Linked DNA regions of Homo sapiens: region 2 is linked to region 1. A link is a loop called in an ENCODE intact Hi-C map of the cell type or tissue named here. Cell type or tissue: heart right ventricle. All regions are shown on one strand. Each heading gives the region's core, and the rest is flanking DNA. Links, peaks and the distances in the headings are about the cores only. Region 1 overlaps SYT6 (synaptotagmin 6). Region 2 has its middle 83 kb from the start of OLFML3.

What was found. A loop is a pair of places that touch in the nucleus more often than their neighbours do. Peaks named below come from ENCODE experiments on the same cell type or tissue, not always from the same donor. Only the 100,000 strongest peaks of a DNase experiment are listed, where the experiment ranks them.
Region 2: a loop joins it to region 1, with 5 times the contacts of the local background. A loop is called at or near these places in 1 of 110 quality-filtered maps.

The regions. Positions count from the first base shown.
Region 1 is chr1:114,111,277-114,116,651 of GRCh38, reverse strand. All of the region lies in intron 3 of SYT6 (synaptotagmin 6), which reads left to right. Among named protein-coding and RNA genes, the nearest start is that of SYT6, 40 kb to the left of the region's middle. In heart right ventricle, for the core only: no CTCF peak of the experiment used is centred there; a DNase peak (open chromatin) is centred at 2,609.
Region 2 is chr1:114,059,725-114,065,099 of GRCh38, reverse strand. No RefSeq gene overlaps it. Among named protein-coding and RNA genes, the nearest start is that of OLFML3, 83 kb to the right of the region's middle. In heart right ventricle, for the core only: no CTCF peak of the experiment used is centred there; no DNase peak of the experiment used is centred there.

The DNA.
Region 1 (5,375 bases), core at 128-5,127:
TTGCTTTGCTCTGATCCTTAAATATCCCGCACCAAGGGAATGAATTTTGAGATCTGACACCTTCAACTCTCCCAAGAAGCCTGTAGAGATCACAGACCATCTCCTCACCCTTCCTCAAGACCTAAGGAAGCAAGGAAATAACAGTGAGGAATATAACTACACCTTTACAGGAGACAGGGGAAACACTTCACTGGCTCAAAACTTTTTCATATGTGGGTTTCCTCCTCCCAGTCCTGGTGGCTGCTCCCCAGAGACCTCAGGTACAAAGATCTGTGCAGAGAGGGCCCGGGGTTCTTCCACTGAACTGCCGCGTTGGGGACAAGAATTTTGGCCCAGGGGTTCTGCCCCTGCTGGCCTAGCTTCTCCCCCTCCCTCCTTCCCCTGAGGCAGTGTCTGCTGCAGCAGTTTGGCACTTGGTGAGAGAATGACTTAACAGGTGACTTTCGTGAGAAATGACGGGCTGAGGCCAGGGTGCTGCACTAGCAGGTTTAAGTGAGCAGGATGTATCCTCTCATAGTCTGTAACGCAGGGTGACACCATCCATTCATCTTCTTTCAAGAGAGGCAGGTGGGGGCAGGCAGAAGGGAGGTAATATTCTAAGTCTCAGAGCTTTCTCTCTCATGCTTCTTGCTTCCAGAACACCAAGAAATTTCACCTTCAAAACCTACACGGTCCTCGGCAGCCCTAACCCTCAATAACCAGGGACAGAAGGTGGGGTGGAGTGGGGTGGAGCATGGACAGTCCCAGAGGAGGCTGGGTGGGATGGAGGAGAAGAGCAACACCTTCAGAGTCAACAAACCTGAGTCCAAAGCCAAGCTTAGCACATGAGACCCTAGGCAAGTTATTTAACCTCTATGAGTTTCAGTACAATGTAGAGATGATTATGCGCTCCTCCCAGGCATAGAGTATGAGTAAAATGAACGTAATATGTGTTAAGAGCTGGGTGCAGTGGCTCATGCCTGTAATCCCAGCACTTAGGGAGGCCGAGGCGGGCAGATCATGAAGTCGGGAGTTTGAGACCAGCCTGGCCAACATGATAAAACCCCGTCTCTACCAAAAATACAAAAATCAGCCCGGCATGGTGGCATGCACCTGTAATCCCAGCTACTCGGGAGGCTGAGGCAGGAGAATTGCTTGAATCCAGGAAGCCGAGGTTGCAGTGAGCCGAGATCGCACCACTGCAGTCCAGCCTGGGCGACAGAGCGAGACACTCAAAAAAAAAAAAAAAAGTGTTAAGTACCCAACATAGTGCCTACAAACTAGTAGATGCTCCATAACTGTTAATCTCCTCCTCTCTTGACTTTGGCTTTAATCACCAAAATAAATAGATTCAAAGAAGTGGAAGAAACTTCAAAATCCTGTCCAGAGTATTCGTGTTCAATTGGTTCTTCCAACTAGACAAAAGCAATGGTTGTCAGTTCCTGAGACTTCCCTGGGGCATGTTAAACATAGATTATTGGCCCTGCCTTCTGGTGAGGGTAGGGCCCAAGAATTTGTGTTTCTGATTAGTTCCAAGTGATGCTGATCTTATTGGTCAGGAACACATCCTTGGAGATCTATGGCAATAAGGAATATTTACAGAGTGGTGTCAGATATCTTTGAAACACTGTCTTTGCTTAATACCTAATTTTCTTAAACCCTGTAAATTTGGATAAGGCAGCTTCTTTCTAAAATATACCCAGTGTGCCATGTGGTGCACAGGAAAAAGGCAAAGGGAAGTAAGTGGTGAGGGCCAGGACCAGTCCAGCAGCCCACATGGCTTCGATCCTTCAGAACCCTTGCTTGTGCCTAAAAAAAGAGAAGAGGCCTTTTATGCCTTAACTTTTGCTTGGCAGCTCTGATATTTAATGACTTCAGTTGCATTAGGACATGTTCCATGTCACAGAGATTCTAATAGGGTCTGACCTGGGGCAACCTCAGAATCTCTCGCCTTATATCACGAACTGAGGCTATGTAACACTCATCTGGGAAGCCTGTCAATAATGCAAACATCCAGGCCCCGCCTCCAGAGATGATGACTCAGTAGATCTTGGGCGCAGCTCAGGAATCAAGTCTCCACCTCCCAAGCTTCTAATGCAGGGAATATTCAGCCCACCCGCTGAGGAACACCTATGAGGCTCCACCCTGACACCATCTCAATAACCACAGCAACCCTCCTGGGGAGACCAGAGGCTGAGGCTGAGGTTAAGCAAGGGCCTACTCTTGTCACCCATTCATTTTGCCACCTTAACCAGGTGAGCCCCACAAAGCTGAGTTGCTCATTAATTCAACAAATACTTGTCAGCATCTGTTATACACCAGGCACCGTGCTCAGTACTGAGAATACAGTGGTGAGTAAAATATGAGGTTGAGATTAGGGTGAGGCGAGTGAAGTACCCAGGGGGCAGAATGGAAGGGGACACTCACTCTTGGATACATGCATGAACCTGACAGTGAGCACTTCCTTCACTTTTGTACCTGGGCACCTGCTTTGCCTCACCCTTGTCCTGGCCCTGGCAAAACAGACCCAGATCTGTCCTTCGGGAACACAGTTGGCAGCAGAGGGAGGCGCTGGAGGAAGTGGCCTGAGATGAGTGGGTCTCTGCCATGTGAAGAGCTGGGGAAAGAACGGTCAATCAGAGGAAGAGAAAGTGCAAAGTCATGGGGCAGGAAGAGCCTGGGGCATTTGAGGAAGCCTGTGAGGAGAGCCCTGGCACGGGGGGAGGCTGAAGAGTCAGCCCCGTTCGTGGAGGGCCCTGTAGATCTTGATAAGTGCTTTTGTTTTTATTCCTAGTGAAAGGGGATGCCATTGGAGGTTTTAAACAAGGAGTGGTACAATCCATTTTCCATCTGGGGAAGAGCACTCTGGCTGCTGTGTGGAGAATGGGGCGGGAGAGCAAGGGAAGCAGGGAAGGCAGATAGGAGGCGGCTGTATGCTGGCAGGGGGGTAGGCTTTGGCCTCCGTGTGGCACTGGAGATGGAGAGAGGTGGGTGGACTTGAGATGGAATTTGGAGTTAGAATTATCAGGGCTTGATGATGATCTAAATCCAAAAGAGGAAGGCAGATGTCCACAAAGATGTCTCATTTCTGGCTTGAGCAACTGGGTGGATGGATGGGCCAGGTTGGGGAAAATTAGAGGAGAATGTAAACAGAAAAGGGCAACTTTGAGCCTCTGAGAAGTTTTAGATTTCCAGCCACATGGCCATGTCATTTTGGATATATGAGTCTGGAGTCTAGAAGAGATGTCTGCGGAGGGGCCATAAACTCAGGAGCCATGAGTGGGGAGATGGATATTAACATTATGGCTGAGTGAGGAGAGAAAAAGCTTGACAAACTTCACTGTTTAGAGGCAGGGATGGGAGAAGAGGCTGGCACAGGAAACCTGAAAAAGGCAGCCAGAGAGGTGGGAGAAGAACCGGAAGGAAGTGGAGTTGTCAAGAGCAGGGCAGTCAACTCTGTGAAAGGCTGGAAAGAGCTTCTCTATGGAGCACCTTGCCATGGCAAGACCCAGAGATTCTGGAGTGTGGGGAGCAGGAGGTGGGGAAAGATCTTAATCTTCAGGGTGACTGTCCCCAAAGAGATGATGAAGCTAAAGCCACTGTCACGCAGTGCAGGCCTGTGCCTTTGGCTGAGACCAAAGCCCTGCCTATTTGGCATCCCCCTCAGGGCACTTGTTTGCAAGAAACATTCCTCAGCTGCCCCAGGAGACTCATCAGGAAACCAGGACCAAGGTATCTTCCCTCCTGCTGAGAGTCCCAGCCCCCACAGCCCTGCGAGGGGCAGAGAGCAGATCTCTCACCACGGGGAGATGTCTGCCCTCTCCCCAGGAGAAACTGGCAGCTATTTGACAGCCACTCGGCAAGACAACTTGTGACAAGAAATTAAGATGGATTTTCATCATTAACTTCATTAATGTACCCTTTACTACCCCCACCACCCCTGTGGTTAATGAAGATGACAGTGGAAGGACCAGATCTGAAGTGAGGTCCTCGGCTCTGGGCTCTCAGGCACAAGCACCCTACGGCACAGACTTCCTGGCTTGACCAGGCATTACTGCCATCTCTTCTAAAATTTCTCCAAACTCCACTCCTCTCAAGCTCCTTTCCACTCTCTCAGCCCCTCTTCTTCTCCACCCTCACTTTAAAAAGTCATTAGGAAGAGATCTGCACCTCCCAGTGTGTTCTGACTCACGGATATTTGCCCAAAAGTAATGGTGCGTGTGAAATACTAAGCCTCTTTTCAAGGGCAGGTTCACGAAGGGGAGGCTGAGAAAAAGTTTCCTAAATAAGACCATCTGTTTCTCTGAAGATGCTCAGATGCTGAAACATTTGCTTCCCGCTGATGTGCTTTAGTCTCAATGGGTCCCTAGGACAAACCCAGACTCAAGGATCTCACCCACGTCCTCCGTGCACCGCTGCTCCACACCGGCTTGGGGGTGCCCGCTTCTCCATGGGGCAGTCCTTAGCTCTGTGTCCACACTGCAGGGTGAAGCTGGAGTATACTGAGTTCGTATAAGGAGCCTCAATTCTGGTTGATCATTTATTCATAATGCTGCAAGGCCCTTGGGGCAGAGAAGCACTTGAGAGTAAAAGCAGGCATGGAACTCAGAACAAACAGAACCTGCCCCAGCACCCAGCAGGAAGCCCCGAGCGTCACAACAGACACATCCCACCCTTCCACCCCAGACACCCCCAGCATTCTTGCTGAAGCCCTAGGAGCCCGGGCCTGAGGCGGAGCAGGGAATCAACTCACGTCACCCAGGCCGGTGTTCACAGCAGGGGCCCCCTCTCGGCACCCTAGGAAGGAGTGCCCACTCCCACAGCTCCTCTCTCCCAGGCGAGAGCTGAGCCAGCTGTGGGAACGTGGGGCGGGCAGAGCGTCAGTCTCCACTCTCCTCCTGCAGCCCCTCACCCGGCAGTTTAGCACATCCTGCCGGGTTCCTCTCGGAAGTCCTGACTTTGCCTTGGGGCAGTTGTAAGATTTCTCCCTTGGCCTTTACCACCCAAGGGCAATGGGAGCACAACCCCAGGCCAGACCAAGGGAGTCAGAGGAGGTGACCCAAGAGGGGGTGACAGGACAGCTGGCCTGGAAAGATCAGAGTTGTCCAGGATGGTCAGAGGGATGGAGAGGTTATTTCAGGTGGTAGAAAGAACAAGATGAAGTCATGAAGGTGGGAAAGATCTTGGAGCATTTAGTGAGGAGGTGTCATCAAGAGGCAGGATGGTGTCATGGCTGAAAGTGGGGGCTCTCAAGCTTCCGTCCACATCCTGGCTGTGCCATTTAGTAGCTGTGTGCCCTTGGGCCACTTGCATAACCTCTCCGTACTTCAGTGTCCCCAGGTAAAAAGTGGTGATAATAGTAGTAGCCATCTCCCAAGGCTTTTGTGAAGATTATA
Region 2 (5,375 bases), core at 264-5,263, 52 kb after region 1:
ATTACTGGCTAGCCAGTGTATTCACTGCCATTGTGTCTGACATTGATTCCATGTCCAGTCAGCATCCGCGGACATGTAAGAACCATGCAGTCTGTAATTCTGTCCCTTCCTAGAGTTATGAGCAGCCAAGCATCCTGAAACATACATAGCAGAATATCCATATATTATACATATCTCTACTTGGAATCCATAGTCCCTGAAAAAGAGTCACAACCCAAACTGAGATTATAATCTTTCCGTACCCCAACTCTTCTCCTTCCATGATCCCAATCTCAGTGAATGGCATCACCATCCATATGGTTCTCCAAACTAGAAATGAGGGTGCTACCCTCCACTATGTTTTCTACTCTATTCCCCACATCTAATTAAACATCAAAGTTTACTGATTTTTCCTGCCAAATATCTCTTGAATTCATCTACCTGTCTTGAAACCACCAGAATTAGATTATGCTATTATAATCTCATCGCTAGTTAATCCCAATAGCCTTCTAACCAATCTCCCTCATTCCATCTTTCTCCTTCCAAAACATATGATATTCAGACACATCTGATCATGTCTCTCTCTGCTTAAAACCTTTCAGTAGTGTTCCAATGTTCAAAACCCTCCATAATTTAGCCTTCACTTACCTCTCCAGTCTTTCCACTTGACTTCACTCTGAGATAGAGCTAGGCTGAGCAATTTACAGTTCCCAGAAGCCACATTTTCCAGTTTTTCTTTCAGCTCACCTTTGTTCATGCTCTGCACCTCTCAGGAAGCCTTCCCTGACCTCTCTTAGTCTACATTATATGTGTTTTCTGTGCACTCTCATAAGGGATTTAGCATTATCATAGTTCTTATCACTCTGTATTGTAAGTGCCTATTTCTTTATCTGTATATACCCCAAGACGTTAAATTTCTTAAAGGCAGGGACTGAGTCTTTTTGATCATCGTACTTGACACATATTCAATACAGGTTTGTTGAATAAAAGAGACACATTTATCTGTAAGCACTTCTTTGTTATTACAATAATTGCTAGCTTTTATTCAGGGTCTTCTATTTTGTAAAGGATATTCACAAGTTGTGTCTCATTGGATCATCCCAGCAAACCTGACATAAAGTCTTCCCAGCTCAGACACAATGCCAAGAAAGAAAGAAAGAGGAATGTCACTCTTATTTACCTAAGAAGGAAATGTAATTCAAATATATTAAGTGACTTGCCTGTTGGCAAGTGTCTAGTACTGACTCCTATTGGGGAAATCCATAAGCAACACAGCTGGGCAGCAGGTATCTATCTCTGTCAGAAAAGAAATCACAAGAATGAGCATGTTCTAAAGAAAAATGTGCTATGAGTAGTGACATTTGAGACAGGAGATGCTGAAGCTGATAGGAAGACAATGAGGAATCTATTCCAGGAGTTTGCAACTGCCACTTAGATACAAGGGAATGGATGACTTGGTCCTCTGGCAAGTAGAGTGGATATTATGATCCTTAAATGATGATTTATGATGTTCCCTAATGGTAGTGCATATGGCTGGGCTAAGCAAGGATTAGATACAATACAACAGGCTCAGTAAGCTGCTAAATATTGGCCAGGGAAAGGTTAGGTACGGGGTGGCCTGATTTTCCATAGAACAACATGGTGAGGTAGGCCAAGTAGAAATCAAGGGTCAGGGAGGGTGTAGAATACAGAATGGGCTTAGCTGCTGCTGCCTATGAGGGATGAGGTCTGCCACTCCATACGGCCCTGTTCCAGCTGTATTCCAATTACCATTCAGAGCCTACTCTCTTGATGATCAATAAGAGCACTATTTGTTACTGTTGTCATTTTTATTATTAGTTTAGTACTAAGACATTAGAGCACTTTAACAACAACAACAAAATGCTTCACATGTAGGGAAAAAACTTAGGAAAAAAAGACCTGGCTCAATTAAATAAGATTATGTCCAGAAAACCTAAGCCATTGACAGATCCACAGTAACAGATGCACATCTCCATTTGTAGTACCAGTCATACAGAAAGGAAAAGAAAAAAGTGACGCAAAAAACAAATAGCTACAACAAACAGCTTTGCCGCTGGGCAGATCTCAGACAGTCAGGAGTTCCTTTGCTGGTTCCAGTACTTGTAGTTGAATTAAAGCTCCCTAAATGCGGACAAAGTCGTTCTAGCAGCTAAACACGTGTTTGCATAATTGAGCTAACCAAAAGTAAATTAAGGATCTGTGTTTCTGGGATCCACTGTTGAAATGCACTGTGGTATGGCCTAGTGTGAAAAAAAATCATTAATCCCAGGAGCTGATAAGGCAAGGGTTTTACCCGATGACTGAGAACTACAATTTTTAACAGGAAGTAATTTCTTCCAGCTGTCTGCCTTGCAGAGTTACAGAATTTCCAGCTATTTCAAACGTCTTAGCCCTTGCCCTGCTAAATTGGGCTCAGCCCAGCCCCAATTCCAAGAATGTAAATTTAATTTAAGACATACATAATTTGAAGATGGCTGGGTGCAGTGGTGCATGCCTGAAATCCCAGCACTTTGGAGGCAGAGGCAGGCAGATCGCTTGAGCTCAGAAGTTTGAGACCAACCTGGGCAACATGGTGAAACCCTGGCTTTACAAAAAATTAATTAGGTGGGTGTGGTGGCATGCACCTGTAGTCCCAGCTACTCTGGAGTCTAAGGTGGGAGGATCAACCTGAACCCTGGAAGTGGAGGTTGCAGTGAGCTGAGATTGCACCACTGCACTCCAGCCTAGGCAACAGAGCAAGACTCTATCTCAAAATATAGATAGATAGATAGATAGATAGATAGATAGATAGATAGATAGATAGATACATAGATACATAGATAGATAGATAGATTTAGATAGATATATATGTATTAGTTCCCCGTTTTCCCATCATCCTTTAATCTGGTGGGGATTAATTTGAGAATGCAAGCCCTAGTATGGAAAAATGGGCCTCACATTGTGCTCAAAGTCACTTTCATTTTAGTCTTAGCTGGGCCACTATTATATCTCTCACATCCAATCTACAAGTGCTGTTGGCTCTATCTCTAAACTATCTCCATTTCCAGCTCCAACCCAACTCCTACCATTGCAGGGTTTTTGGGGTGTCACTCTTCTGGCCGGAAACCTCCGTGATCAGTGTTACCTTTGCCCAAGTTTTGCTCAGACCCACTGGACTCATTCCACCCACTCAGCCTGGCACACTGCACTCAGCTCATGATACCAGCCTGGATCCCACACCTGCCAAGGGGGAGCCAGGCATGGAGCGGTGAGGAGTATGTAAGCAAGCAAGCATGGGGTCTGGCACTGCACACAATCAGGCATGCCAGCTGCTACAGGGGACAGGCAGCTCCAGGTGATAGTATGGGTGCAGACTCTCTGCAGGGCTGCAGCTGGATCAGGTGCACAGCAAGCAGCTTCCACAACTGCCACTGGGAAACACAGCAGCAACCAGAAGCTTGGAGATTCCAGGAACCACAAGGCCCCAAAGAGTGAGTCACAGCTCTGGCTCGGGGAGTTCCCATGTCTGGGCTCCCCATAGGGCTGCAGCTCTTCTCTCCTTCTCTTTACCTGCAATGTGGTGAGCAAGGGGCATGTTTCAGCCCTGTTTGTGTTATAGCCCTTTCAGCCTTGCCATTCAGCAGGTCCCAAGTTCTTGTCTTGAGTCCAGGAAGAATGAGGTACATGGACAAGTGGATGGTAAGCAAAGCAAAGAGAAGCTTTATTGAGTGACTGAATGGTTCAGAGGAGGCCCTGGAGTGGTAGCTCCTCTCTGCAGCTGGTCATCCTGACATCTGCTCAGCTTTGGCTGAGCCCAGGGCTTTTATGAGCCTCAGTGGGGAGGAAGTGCATGCTGATTGGTCCCTGGGCAGCCATGGGCAGGCCCAAAAGAGGCACCACAAGCTCCCACTCTGGTCTGTGGGACTGGCAGCCTGGCCCCCACCCAGCCTTCAGGCCCTCTCTGGCCTGAAGGGGCAGGGCTCCCACTTGTCCCCAGCTCCTGCTGGCTCCATGGAGTGGGCAGCCCCAGCCACACCTCCCTGCTGCAGCTGGCATGATGGCAGTGGCAACTCCAGACAGGCTGCCACTGCCATGACTACCACTTTAAGTCACCATCATCTCTCCCCTCTCTTTGGCTTGCTGTAAGGGCTCCTAACTGGTCTCTGCTTCCACTCTTTCCCCCGCAGTGCATTCTCCACACAACAGACAGATCCTTTCCTTTGTAATTTTTAATATGCATTTTAAAAATATATATAAAAGTATAGTATAATAAAGCCCCAATTATTTAATTATTTTCTGAAATAAAGCAAATCCTAGTCATCATAACACATCACCCATTGCCACTTCCACATTGCCACTTCCACATCTCCAACTAATACAGACTTTCTTATTTCTTGTTTGTCTTTTTGTCACTCTCAGTATATGCTTAACAGACTTTCTTTTAGCCCCAAAGCATGCTATTATCACACTTAACAAAATAAATGATAATTATGTAATATAACCTATCTAATACCAAGCCCATATTCAAATTTCCTAGGTCATCTCAAAGATCTCTTTTTACAATTAGTTTGTTTCAATAAGGATCCAAACTAAATCTAAACATAGTGTTTGCTTATGTCCATTAAGCCTCTTTCATTCAATAGTAGTCCTCCCTTCTTTCTTTTCATGTCATTGATTATCCTCTTTAAAATATAAATTGATCAGGTCATTCCCTGCTTCAACCCTCCTGCCCCCCAACAGCTTGCCTTTGCAGTTAGAATTAAACCCATAAACCTTACCATGCTGATATTATTTGGCTCTGTGTCCCACCCAAATCTTATCTTGAATTGTTATCCCCAGGTGTTGAGGGGAGACCTGGTGGGAGGTGTTGTGTCATGGGGGCAGTTTCCCCAATGCTGTTTTGTGATAGTGAGTTCTTACACCATCTGATGGTTTTATAAGTGTTTGGTACTTCCTCTTGCTCACTTCTTCTGTCTCCTGCTGCCCTGTGAAGAGATCCCTTCCACCATGAAGAAATTTCTGAAGAAAAGAAGCTTAATTGACTAACAGTTTCACAGGCTATACAGGTAGCATGGCTGAGGAGACCTCAGGAAACTTACAATCATGGCAGAAGGCCAACGGGAAGCAGGCAAGTCTCATGTGGCCACCAGAAGAAAGAGCAAAGAGAGAAGTGCTACACACTTTTAAGCAACCAGATCTCATGAGAACTTACTATCACAAGAACAGCAAGGAGGAAATCTGCCCCCATGATCAAATCACCTCCCACCAGGCCCCTCCTCCACCACTGGGGATTAAAATTCAATGTGAGATTTGGGTGGGGACACAGAGCGAAATCATATCAATGTGCATACATGGGAGTCTTCAGAATGGAGGATTTCTTTGGAAGGAGTTATTGC